Linked DNA regions of Homo sapiens: region 1 is linked to region 2. Evidence: chromatin contacts called from ENCODE Hi-C or POLR2A ChIA-PET data. All regions are on one chromosome and are shown on one strand. Each heading gives the region's core, a stretch centred on a gene start or an enhancer-like site at or near the end of the contact. The rest is flanking DNA. Distances are from core to core; before and after follow the strand shown. Region 1 has its middle 81 kb from the start of GPRIN3. Region 2 overlaps FAM13A (family with sequence similarity 13 member A).

Region 1 (5,974 bases), core at 1,157-3,656, 410 kb before region 2:
CTGAAAAGAAAAACTTTTATGTATTATATTATATATATATATACAATATGAGGAGATGATACAGTATGATATATGACATGGAGAGATGAACCTTCATTATTCAGAACCCCTAAATCATGTCTGGAACCAGTAGTTGAGGAAGATACATCTGATTCAAAATAATTTTTAAGAGTGCTTTTTTGTTCCTACAAAACATATAAGGCCCACTGTTTCCTTTTGTTTTTACCTGTTGTGTTTGTGATCTATGGAACATATATATAACAAAGAATGCCAAATATCAGTTCAGAAAAAAAAATGGCCTACCAGTGTTCAATGTTTCCTAATACAAAAACAATAAATCACATTATATTCTTCAGTGAAAAAGTCATGTGAATCAACACAAAATTGGTCTAAAACAGGAATCTACTTCTCACGTGCTCACCTTGGGTGCCCTCTAACTTGGTTTGCCTTGAAGTGCTCAGTATCCTCACACCCCCATACTAGGAACTACAGTGTAGAAGGAGTGTTCTCACATAGCCATCAGGAATTTGGTATGTCAGTATTTGAGGCAGATGCAATTTAGTGATTGCACTCTTGTGACAGCAGATACCAATTCATTAGCAGCCCTGTTCAGACAACAGGGCTCCTCACTGTCCACGTCTTGCCTGGTTATTGATGAACATTAAAGAAGCAACAGGAATGAATAAGAAATTATGCCATTGGTCTAAATCTATCTAATGCATCCTTTCAAGTTCTTGAGAGACAACACATTTATTTTTCCAACCTTGTCCTACATGGTCAAAAGTTGTACAGTTCTGTTCATAATGCTTATCTGTGTTTAGTGCATGTCTTAGTCATGGAAACAGGCAAGGTTATGGTGGCCTGGGTTTTCTTTTTTAGTCTCTACTATACTCTTGGGATATTGAAGAGTCTTCAAAACCAAAATTATCCCAGTTTAATTTAAAAGAGCCAGAGAGAAATCCTCTTTTCACAATTTGACTATTCAACCTATAGATTTCAGAGGGTTTCTATCCCCCTAACATGAATAGGAGTAATATTAAAATCTTCTAAGCCCACACGCTGCCTATAATATAAGCTGACACCTTTAAAGTGTTAGCGTTTGTAGCCATCAACACCACTCCTTGATGTCGCCTGCACCTGGCACACCATTCCTATACGTCCCTCCAGTAGAGACAGGCAGAAACTACATCCCATTTATGAACTAGCACTAGAAATTGTATAGCATCCTTTCTGAGATACTCCATTAGTCAAGGCAGTTACAAGCCCTGCCTAGATTCAAGGGGAGAAAACAAACCCCACTGAGAAGTGTGTCAATCGCCTTGTAAGGAAATCATGTGAGTTTGATAACCATATTGGTGCCGCCATCTTTAGAACATAAAATCTGTGCTCTGTCGTACCCTTCCTCCAAAGGTAAGGCGGGCCCAGTTCTTAGACATATAATGACCTTTCTCTCCTGGTTCAGTTGGAACCAAAGACTTACTTTACTCAGCTGTAGTATCAGTAATTAATAACTTTACATCATTCGTGAAAGTTCAGCTAGAAATGAATAATATTTAAATTAAGAATGCACTACGTAAGACTTTGTAATAAACTGTCTAATTGGAAGTTTATTGCGAGGTTAAGTCTCTTAAACTAACTTCCCTAATGAAACGGAAAAATTTTTTTAATAATTTGGCAAAAATAAATATTGAATCCTAAATTTAAATAAGAGAAGGAAACAGTAATTAATTGAAATCATTTATACCACATCGTTATCTAAAACCTGGCTGTTGGTAAGAATGGCATAACATTCCATTTTAATTTTTAAATATAAAGTTAATTAACAGATTTCTGGACTATGGACTTTAATAAATTATCAGTAATCACTAACAAAATAATTATTTGAATAATAAATGCCTTCTAGGTGTTTGAAGTTCCTCAAGCTGGTGGAGGGGAAAAGGAGTTTCCTCATATATTTCTTAAATCTCTTAGTTTTCCACCTTCAAACGTCTGTATTTTTTCTCTTTTGCAAGAAACTTTCAATTAAGCAACCATAACTTCAAGCCTTTGTCTAAATCATATTAAATTCTGAACAGACACGTTCCAACATGATCGTTGATCAAACTTGAGAGCAGGGAAGCAAAAAGAAAATCTACGTAGATACATCTTCATTTCTGTACCCTGTATGAAAAAAAAATGTAGTTACAATATCGCCAAGGTCTTCTCTGGAATTTGAGACCTCAGTAAAAGCCTTTTCCGTATCCATGGATTAAAGAAAAAGAGAGTGAACTGCCCTACCCTAAGCGTTGGAACCTGGAGTTAGCCTTGCCAGGGCAGTGAAACCCAAGGAATGAAGCCACGGGTTGCATGAGAAAAACCAAGCTGTGACTGCCCTCTGCTGGAAAGGTCTGGATGACCTGTCTCTGAAACTCTTGGTAGGCCCTAGAGGTAGTTCCCCTCCACTCTCCCTCCTGCCAACTGTGAACAAAAGTTCTCTGAAAAGGAATTTGAAGGAAAGAGACTTTATTCCAGTGAACAGTTTGCTAACTGGTGAGACACAGCCTTAGGTGTAAAACAAAGGTGGTTCCAGAGAACAAAGAAAGAGTGTGGGTTTTATAGCAAAAGCTTCAGCCCAGCTTCCCGAGCAGGTCCTTTTATGTAAACAAAGGATTCAAACTTCCTTATTGCTGATTGGCTGACACAGCTGAGTTCTGATTGATTGATAGAGCCAAGCTGTGACTGGTTGGTTCAGGTGAGCTCTGAAAGTCCCAAAGTTAAAAAAGTGTGGCTTTTTGTGCATCTCAGAGTATGTGTGTGAACTTTAGTCAGCACATAGCTCCTTGGTCTATTTTAAATAGCCACTTGGGATCCATTCTGAAGGACTGACTCTTTCAAGTTCACATTTGTTCACACAACTAAGCCCATAAATGCCCCATCAGCTAGTTGCTACAACCTCCACCCTGTCTGCTCCAGCCTGCCACCATGCTAGATCTTTCTTCTCCTTAGGTCTGTACTGTGACTTCTTAATTAGTAGTAAGTAAGCCGTGGGTCTTTGCTTTCCCCATTAATTGCCAAGGTGACATTCTGCCACAAGCCTGAGACATCTGTCTCTTCACCAATTCCACCCAAAAAAACTGAAGTATTTTATCTTTAGAGATGAGATGGGCAAAATAGGCTACAAGCATAGCTGACTGCTGTACAATCCACTCATGCCTCTGAGTTATCTTCTTTAACACACAGCTATTCTAGAATGGAATAGAAAGGTCTATGCCCTACAAGAGACCCATGCGTGAATCGTAATGTGTATGCTAACTAAAATAACATATTTCTAAAGAACTTAATTATAATTGCATAATTGTAATTACTTTTGTCCTAGATTAACATATTTGAAAAAATAAATTATTTACATAATTCAAAAACCTTGAGCTCTTACCCGTCTGTGGATTTGAATGACCATACATCATGATTTAAGCCAAAATTTATCTGATTTATCACGCTTATCTGTACAATTATCAGCTACCTCCTTAATTATATTTCACATAGCCACCTCTGACAATCCCTGGGGAGTTACACAAATGCCCACAAAACAGTAAAATTGTATTCTTCCCCTCCTCGCTTTTAGATGGTTTCTGCTGTTTGCAAATCCATCATAAATACCATTACCACAGCTCCAGGTACTTTCTGGGGATTGCCTGCCAATCCCATGAAGTTGTCTCCCTGACTTTCCAATGCCTAAAGACCCTTGAGCTAGTGAACCCTATAGTTTTACTGCACTTAAGCTAAACTCAATTCAGCACATAAGGAAAAATAATGGTGTCTCTAGGTAAGGATCAGAGAAAGCCCATAAACCTTGGTGAAACTGAGAGCTAAACCTCCTCTTAACCTCTCTATCTTATAGTCTCTGCTGCCCCAAACTCATCCTGCCTTTATTATCTGGAGAGCAAAAGGAGAAAAAATCTTTCCCCCTCCAAATTCTGTTCTCCCATGCACATTACCTATTAATTCACTGATAGATCAGCTCTCTTGGTAAACCAGTTTATTCAACGGAGTAGATGGAGGGAAAGGTAATAAAAGAAAGTCTTGGTGGTGATCAAATTTGAGAACCCTGAGCTATGTTGTGTTTAAGCCCCTCTACAGGACTTTTTTTTCTTGATGATAAAACTTCTGACATCAATTTGCTCGCCAGGAATGTGAAAGTTTTTCTTATCTAACTTTCCTGGAGTACTTTCTCCCTATCACCATTCCTACCACTACCACTTCCAACCAATCCAATACTTATTCTCAATTTTTCCTCCCTTGCTCTGTCTAATAAGCATTATATATCTTATCTATGAAGTACAGTCTGTCTCTAGGTAGCTCTATACTGCAGGGATTTTTTTTTTCAGCTCGCGAGACTAATTTTTGTGTTTTATTGTCTAAACTCTTTTTATTTTTCCTACTCTCAGATGTCACCAAACAGCAATTTAAGAGTTTGATGTTGATAAGCCTCTTTATATATTAAAAAGATAATAATATTTATAACTTATTGAGTGCTTTAAAGATATCATCTTATATTATGTCATACTGTGATCAATACATTCCTATCCTCATTTAGAGAATTTTTTTAACAGTGATTTATTCTTTAAAAAAAAATCAATAAGATGACAGAGCAAGGACTCAAAACCAAATCTGTTTGTTTTCAAGTCCATACCCCTACATTTCTGCTCAGTAAAAGTTGAGAATAAGGAAGGAAACAAAAAGAGGCCTCTGCAACCAAAATAAATGTCACAAAGTCCATGTGCTAAAGCTCATTAACTTATCCCAGAGGGAATCCCTCAGACTCATAATCAGAGCCTATTCAGTCTAATCCTTGTCACAATTCTAGATTACCTGTTTTCTACATCTGTGTCAGATAGGAAACAGCATGTTGAAAGCACTGAAAATAACAAGAGATGTAATTAACATATTTGGCGTAAGGAAGAGACATGAAAGCTACAAAAATTAGTCTCACAAAGTGAAAAAAAAATCTGCAGGATAGACCTACCTAGAGGCAAATACCTCTACACTCTAGTATCAAATGAGTGCAAGAGTTGATTTTCATAAATCCTAAGAACATCTTTTTGTTGTTCTTATACCCCACTTACGATAACTCCATTAAATCTTCCAAAAGACAAGAATCAGCAGCCCTGTGTTCCCATTTGTAATCTTTTCTTTCTTAAAGATAACTTTCTGCTTTAAATATCATAGTACCATTGTTGGAAAACAATTGTTTTTGCCCAACATGAAAACTTAATTTAGGAAGACACTCAGGATTTTATGTTAAAGACTCCATACAGTATAAATCCATTTTTTATAAAGCTCAAAAAGAAGCAAAACAAAACAATGTGTTATTTAGGAATACATGGTGGAAACAATTTTTTAAATGCAAAGGAATAATGACCTTAAAATTTGACCTAGTGCTGGCTGGGCGTGGTGGCTCATGCCTGTAATCCCAGCACTTTGGGAGGTCAAGGCTGGCGGATCACCTGAGGTCAGGAGTTTGAGACCAGCTTGACCAACATGGAGAAATCTCTACTAAAAATACAAAATCAGCCAGGCGTGGTGGCGCATGCCTGTAGTCCCAGCTACTTGGGAGGCTGAGACAGGAGAATTGCTTGAACGCAGGAGGCAGAGGTTGCGGTGAGCTGAGATCGTGCCATTGCACTCCAGCAATGGCAATAAGAGCAAAATTCCATCTCCAAAAAAAAAAAAAAATTGAAATAGCACTTCCATCCTGGAGGTAAAAAGGAGATAAATAAGCAAATAACCCAATTTACAAATGGGTAAAGGAGTTGAACAGACATTTAGCCAAATGACCTGTGCCAATAAATTATACCAATAAGCCAATTGTCACATGAAAATATACTCCACATCATTATTCATTAGGGAAGTACAAAATCAAAACCACAATGAGATACCTTTTTTTTAACCCATTAAGATAAGCATAATAAAAAGCCATGCAATAACAGGTCTTGCC
Region 2 (5,459 bases), core at 1,222-3,721:
TCTTAGAGTTTAATTTGACTGATTTCCCTGCAATCTTTACTGCCAGCCTGTACCTACCTTTGGTTATAAACCTCCTGAAGGTAAAGACCAGGTTTGTGCGGTTGTCTTTGTTAAGCGTGCCTTGTGAATTTAAGCATTTGTGTAGAAAACTTTCCCGCCCTTACGTGTAATTGTTTCTTCAAATCCCAGTTTGGTATCTTTGGCTATTGATTTCTGTGACTCTCGTGGTAATGATGACTATTGCGGACTCTCCCCACCGTTATGGGCCTGAAGCAGGAAGGTTCCAGAGCCTTAGCAGTATTCTTGGAAGGAGTGCTTTGTTCCATTCTGTTTAAGAGCACCAAGGGATAGAAACTACATTGAAATTGGATGTGTAAAAGAATAGCTTTAAATAGCAGCTAAAGAAATTCATGCTCACTGTTTGTATTTAGCAGAGAGTTCAATGCTTCTCATACTTTGAGTGCATGAGAATTACCTAAGGAACTTATTTTTCAAATCAAATCCTTCCTGTTGCCCTCCTTCCCTAGACTCACTGCATCCAAATCTGGAGGTAGCAGAGAGAGCATCTGCATTTTAACAAGCTTCCTAAATCTAATGCAGATGGTCCACTCGTAGAGAAACACTGATCTAAATTCTAGTTAATGATTATAGCGCTTATAAAGCTAGTGACAGCTGGCATATATAGGAATCTAGCATTATACTACTCAACATCTCCAAATAGCATATTTAATATCTGACCTTATGTGAGGATTTTTTCATAATTGATGCTTTCATTTCCTAAATTGTCAGTTTTACCTATTAAAACAAAACATACTTAGAGTGTTGTTTAATATTTTCTCTTTGACTGAACACTACTCTGTACTGCCAGTTATCCTAAGGTAATTAAGACACAGCTCTCCTTCAAAGAGGTCACATGCTAGTTAGGATGCAGACACATTACCAGACAATTACAGTACCATGTGGTGAATTCAGTAATACACAGTATGATTAGCATAGTAATAATAGAGATGTGCCTAGATGGATAATATTATCCTGTGTATTATTTAACCCCGTGTAAGTGTGTGATTTTATTAGGGGCATGTTTGTACCCTAATGTCTACTTAACTTACAGTTTTCATAAATGCCTCTTTAGCCTTTCTTAGCGTATTGTGAGAGTGTATAGAAGATACGTTGTTACTGCTAATCTGTAGCCAAGATGAGAATGACAGATAAGGTCAAAAACTAAAAATGAAATAAAATGTGTCTTGCTATCTGTTTATTACTGAATGTTATTGGCAGAGTTTCCAGGATGGAGTTGGCTGTTTAGAAACTCATGATCTTTAGAAAAAACATGGCAGAGGCTGAATGTTTAAATTACAACCTTCTGTAAAGTCCTCAGTTCTTAATGATTCACTACATGGCTTAAAGACAGGATCTTATTAACTATCTCTATTGAGATAATTAAACAGTCCCAGTTATTTTTTAAAATACTAAAATATTTACATACTACTTATAGCTAATAATGAAACTCAACATAGTGTATCAACTTATATGGATATTCTTAGCATCGGAAAAAGTTCCTTGAGAAAAATAAAATAATATCAGAAATAAAGGGAGGGAGAAACTATATTAAACTAAGAATTGAAATATAAGTTTTCTCAGGTGACTAAATTTACCTTCTGTCACTAATGAGATAATCTGTTTTGTCAGATCTCAGGCCTAGTTTGTACCACAGGCTCTTTGTACAATTCATATTTCATTGAGTTTTCTTCCCCTTAGGTATTGTGGGGATGTAGGTAAGGATCTCTATTTTATGTATAGAAAGACTCAAGCAGGCTAAGATACAAAATTTTAACTCTGAGTCATAGCTATGACAAAACTCTCAACTTTCATTGCAGTATTTTAATTTGCTAGACTAACTTTCCAGTAAACTAACTGAATTTATATCCACAAGGAATAATGATGGCAGATGAGATGAAGTTATGAACCTGTGAGTGCTGATGATTGATGTGGATTCCTTTGATTTCAGTGCATTGACATCTGCTTTCATGTGTTGGCATCCTGTTCTTTCCTGGGTTTGTCTACCAAAGTGAGAAGCTGAAATCAATCATGTCTATGTAATTATTTTTTTCATGTAGCAAATAATGATATCCAGTGTATATTATTGAATATTTGTTTTATGATGGTGAAGCACATCATAATTCCAAATTGCAGTGGCTCTTCTTCAAAAAAGACTTAAAGACGATTAATAAACATGTATTAGTGACCCAATATCTAAAAGTTTCACTGAAGCTTCTTATCAGTAGAATTCATCAGTTCTTCCTAAGCATCGCTCTTTAGAATATCCTTTTGCCAACGTAAACGTTGATAACATGGGGATGGTATGGGAGTTCACCAGGGAAGAACCCAGGTAATGTTGGGCCAGCTTGTGAGTTTCTGTGTGGTGTTAGAGAGCCCTCTGCTGCTCGTGGAGATGACACCTTTCAGTTAATTTATCTAGAAGTCTCTGTTTTTCCTAACTTGTTGGCACTCTGGTAGCACTCCTGGCACTGCCCTCTCCCTCCACAAACACAGTCTGGGAGGGAGTTAAAAGCTGCCTCACTTTAAATCTGGGCCAGTGCCTATGGGTTGTGTGTCTGAATTTATGCTTTATCACTGTCAGTGAGAACAAATAAGATCTCTGTGGGCTCTGTTCTCACATGATGGTTTAATTACCCATGGAGCCCAAATATTTGCTAATTACTCCAAATAAAGAAGATAACATGAACTAAGGTGAGGATATTTTCAAATTTTAGGATCATCCTGTCTAAACCACTGAAAAAGTAAAGATGTTAACTATTCAGTACAAACCAGTGGTAAACTTGCCATCAGAAAACATATATAGACACTGACAGCTAGCTGGCCATATATGAATTTGAGCAGGTCATTTTCATTGTCTGTAAGAGATGATACCACCCAAGGTACTTATTTTATGAGGGAGATTTTGGAGTTAAAGAATGTGATAGGACTAGGCACAGTGGTTCATGTCTGTAATCCCAGCACTCTGGAAGGCCAAGTCCGGGGGGGATCACTGGAGGTCAGGAGTTTGAGACCAGCCTGGCCAACATGGTGAAATCCGTCTCTACTAAAAATACAAAAAGAAAAACAAAAAAAAAAATTATCTGGGCGTGCTGGCATGCTCCTGTAATCCCAGCTACTTGGGAGGCTGAGGCACAAGAATCACCTGAACCCTGGAGTTAGAGGTTGCAGTGAGCTGAGTTCATGCCACTGCACTCCAGTCTGTGCGACAGTGGAAGACTCTGTCTCAAGAAAAAGAAAAAGTGATAGTTTTGGTTTTGTGGGTTTTGTTTTGTTTGTTTTGTAAATGATGAAACTACTCAGATGTAAAGGGTATGTTGCTTTTCTTTTAGTTTTGTCTTCTTATGCTTGCAATACAGTTTCAATTCCATCAATGCAAAAGTGCTTAGCACAGTTCAGGTAGTGCTATATCATTGCAGTGCATTTCATCGCATCAATATTGGAAGATGACCTCTGGAATGGTTTGCAGGAAGTACTGTTGAAAATAGAATTGAACCAAATTTCTTGAAACTCTCAAAGCTTTCACCCTATTTTTTCCTATGAAACTTACATTTGTCTGTGGTGCAGAATGGATTCCCAATGGAATAGTATGTTCTGTATTAAACATTTTTAATGCACTATTTATTCTTACCTTAAGAAGAACTAGAAATAACTTTTTTTTTTTTTTGAGACAGAGTCTTGCTCTGTCCCCTAGGCTGGAGTGCAGTGGCACGATCTTGGCTCATTGCAACCTCTGCCTCCTGGGTTCAAGCAATTCCCCTGGCTCACCCTCCTGAGTAGCTGGGAGTACAGGCATGCACCACCATGCCCAGCTAATTTTTGTATTTTTCGTAGAGACGAGGTTTCACCATGTTGGCCAGGCTAGTCTCAAACTCCTGACCTCAAGTGATCTACCCGCCTCAGCCTCCCAAAATGCTGGGATTACAGGCATGAGCCACCATGCTTGGCTATAGAAATAATTTTTTAACAGCTTTATTGAGATATAATTCACATATCATACAAATATGCAATTCAATAGTTTTGAGTATATTCACAGAGTTGTACAGTTTGCATGTAATCATATCATCAGTTTGCATGTAATCATATCATAGGTAATCTTTTGTGAGTAGTTTCTTCCCCTTGGTATAATGTTTTCAAGATTCATCCATGTTGTGGCATGTATCAATACTTCATTCCTTTTTATGGCTGAATAATATTATGATATATGGATGTAGCAAATTTCGTTTATCCATTCATCAGTTGATGGACATTTGGGTTATTTCCACCTTTTGGCTGTTATGAATAATGCTGCTATTAACATATGCAAAAGTAACTTTTGAGAATTATGAAAATATAGACTCTATTTTAGAGCCAAACGGATCCCTAAAGATAATCTAAATTATAGCTTCCATTTTCCAGATGACTGAACTCAAACACAGGGAAACAAAATGACTTGTTCAGTGACATATGTAGAAACAAATGGAAAACACTCTACACACATGTCTAAAGAATAGCCATTTGTATACGAAGTTGATGATCATGGCATGTATTTGGGATTAATAGTGGAGTTTTCCCCCATTAGAAGCTTAGTAAAGGGAAGAGTCTATTGTCATTCAAAAGATAAAAACTAGCTAACTGGCAGAGGAAACTGAACTCCTGACCTTCCTCCCATTAGCATTGAGCTCTAATATATAGACACTTACTGCACTACAGATTAAAAGTGACTCGGGACAGGGCAGCTTAAGTTGTTTTTATGTTAGGCACGTAGCAGGTACTCAGTAAATACTTGCTGAATTGGAGACTACAGAGAAATTTAATGGAAGCATATCAGAACACTATTGTCGACATAATTTCTAAAGCTTTCCATATAAATTGCTAGGAATATTCTTATACTAAAAAATTGCAAGTAATTTACTCACCCTTAGTTATTATATAAGCATTCCTGTAGTGCAAAGAAAAAACAATTTGGAACACTACTTCTGTTTACATTGCGGAGTATTTGATATTTACCTTGAGAAAGAGGAAATAGTTTTTAGTTTATTTCCCAGAGTTACTGTATTCATTAATGCAGTTTAAGGAAAATGAAGTTCCTATTTTATATGTACATTGAAATAGGAAGGTTTCCTCTTCTGCTTCTTTTTTCTTATATAATGATAGAGAGGATAAAAGACTATTTTGTAATTATCTGGAATTAATTCTACTTTGGTTTTTTTAAGATAAAGATTTATTCAAAAAAGTTGAATTTACCTTTCTTTTTTTTTTTTAGAAAAAGAACTTGGATTCTCTTATTCCTAGTACAGATAGCAACTATTAATATTTTGTATTTGGAGGAATGTTTTGTCATAGACACTGAGTAGTTTATACACTAGGGATAAACATACATCTGTCAATGGAAAATGTTAAGAGCAATGTTACATTCAGCC

Evidence for each region. Hi-C counts contacts between places; a loop is a spot of excess contacts on that map. ChIA-PET counts read pairs that join two places held with the same protein, here RNA polymerase II (POLR2A). Pooled maps may share reads with other maps.
Region 1: a map of MCF 10A shows a loop between it and region 2 (11-fold over the local background). The contact joins two enhancer-like sites. A Hi-C loop is called at or near these places in 2 of 168 maps with a recorded cell type or tissue (MCF 10A and naive thymus-derived CD4-positive, alpha-beta T cell), 3 of 37 single-sample maps with no recorded cell type and 13 of 50 pooled maps. POLR2A ChIA-PET finds 5 or more read pairs at or near these places in 1 of 52 experiments (OCI-LY7).

Annotation. Positions count from the first base shown.
Region 1 is chr4:89,223,548-89,229,521 of GRCh38, reverse strand. No RefSeq gene overlaps it. Among named protein-coding and RNA genes, the nearest start is that of GPRIN3, 81 kb to the left of the region's middle. Within about 2 kb of position 2,406, at least 2 of the 41 ENCODE cell types and tissues checked have a DNase peak (open chromatin) inside an H3K27ac peak, as active enhancers do.
Region 2 is chr4:88,815,828-88,821,286 of GRCh38, reverse strand. The region is part of intron 7 of FAM13A (family with sequence similarity 13 member A); the gene reads left to right. Among named protein-coding and RNA genes, the nearest start is that of FAM13A-AS1, 110 kb to the right of the region's middle. Within about 2 kb of position 2,471, at least 8 of the 41 ENCODE cell types and tissues checked have a DNase peak (open chromatin) inside an H3K27ac peak, as active enhancers do.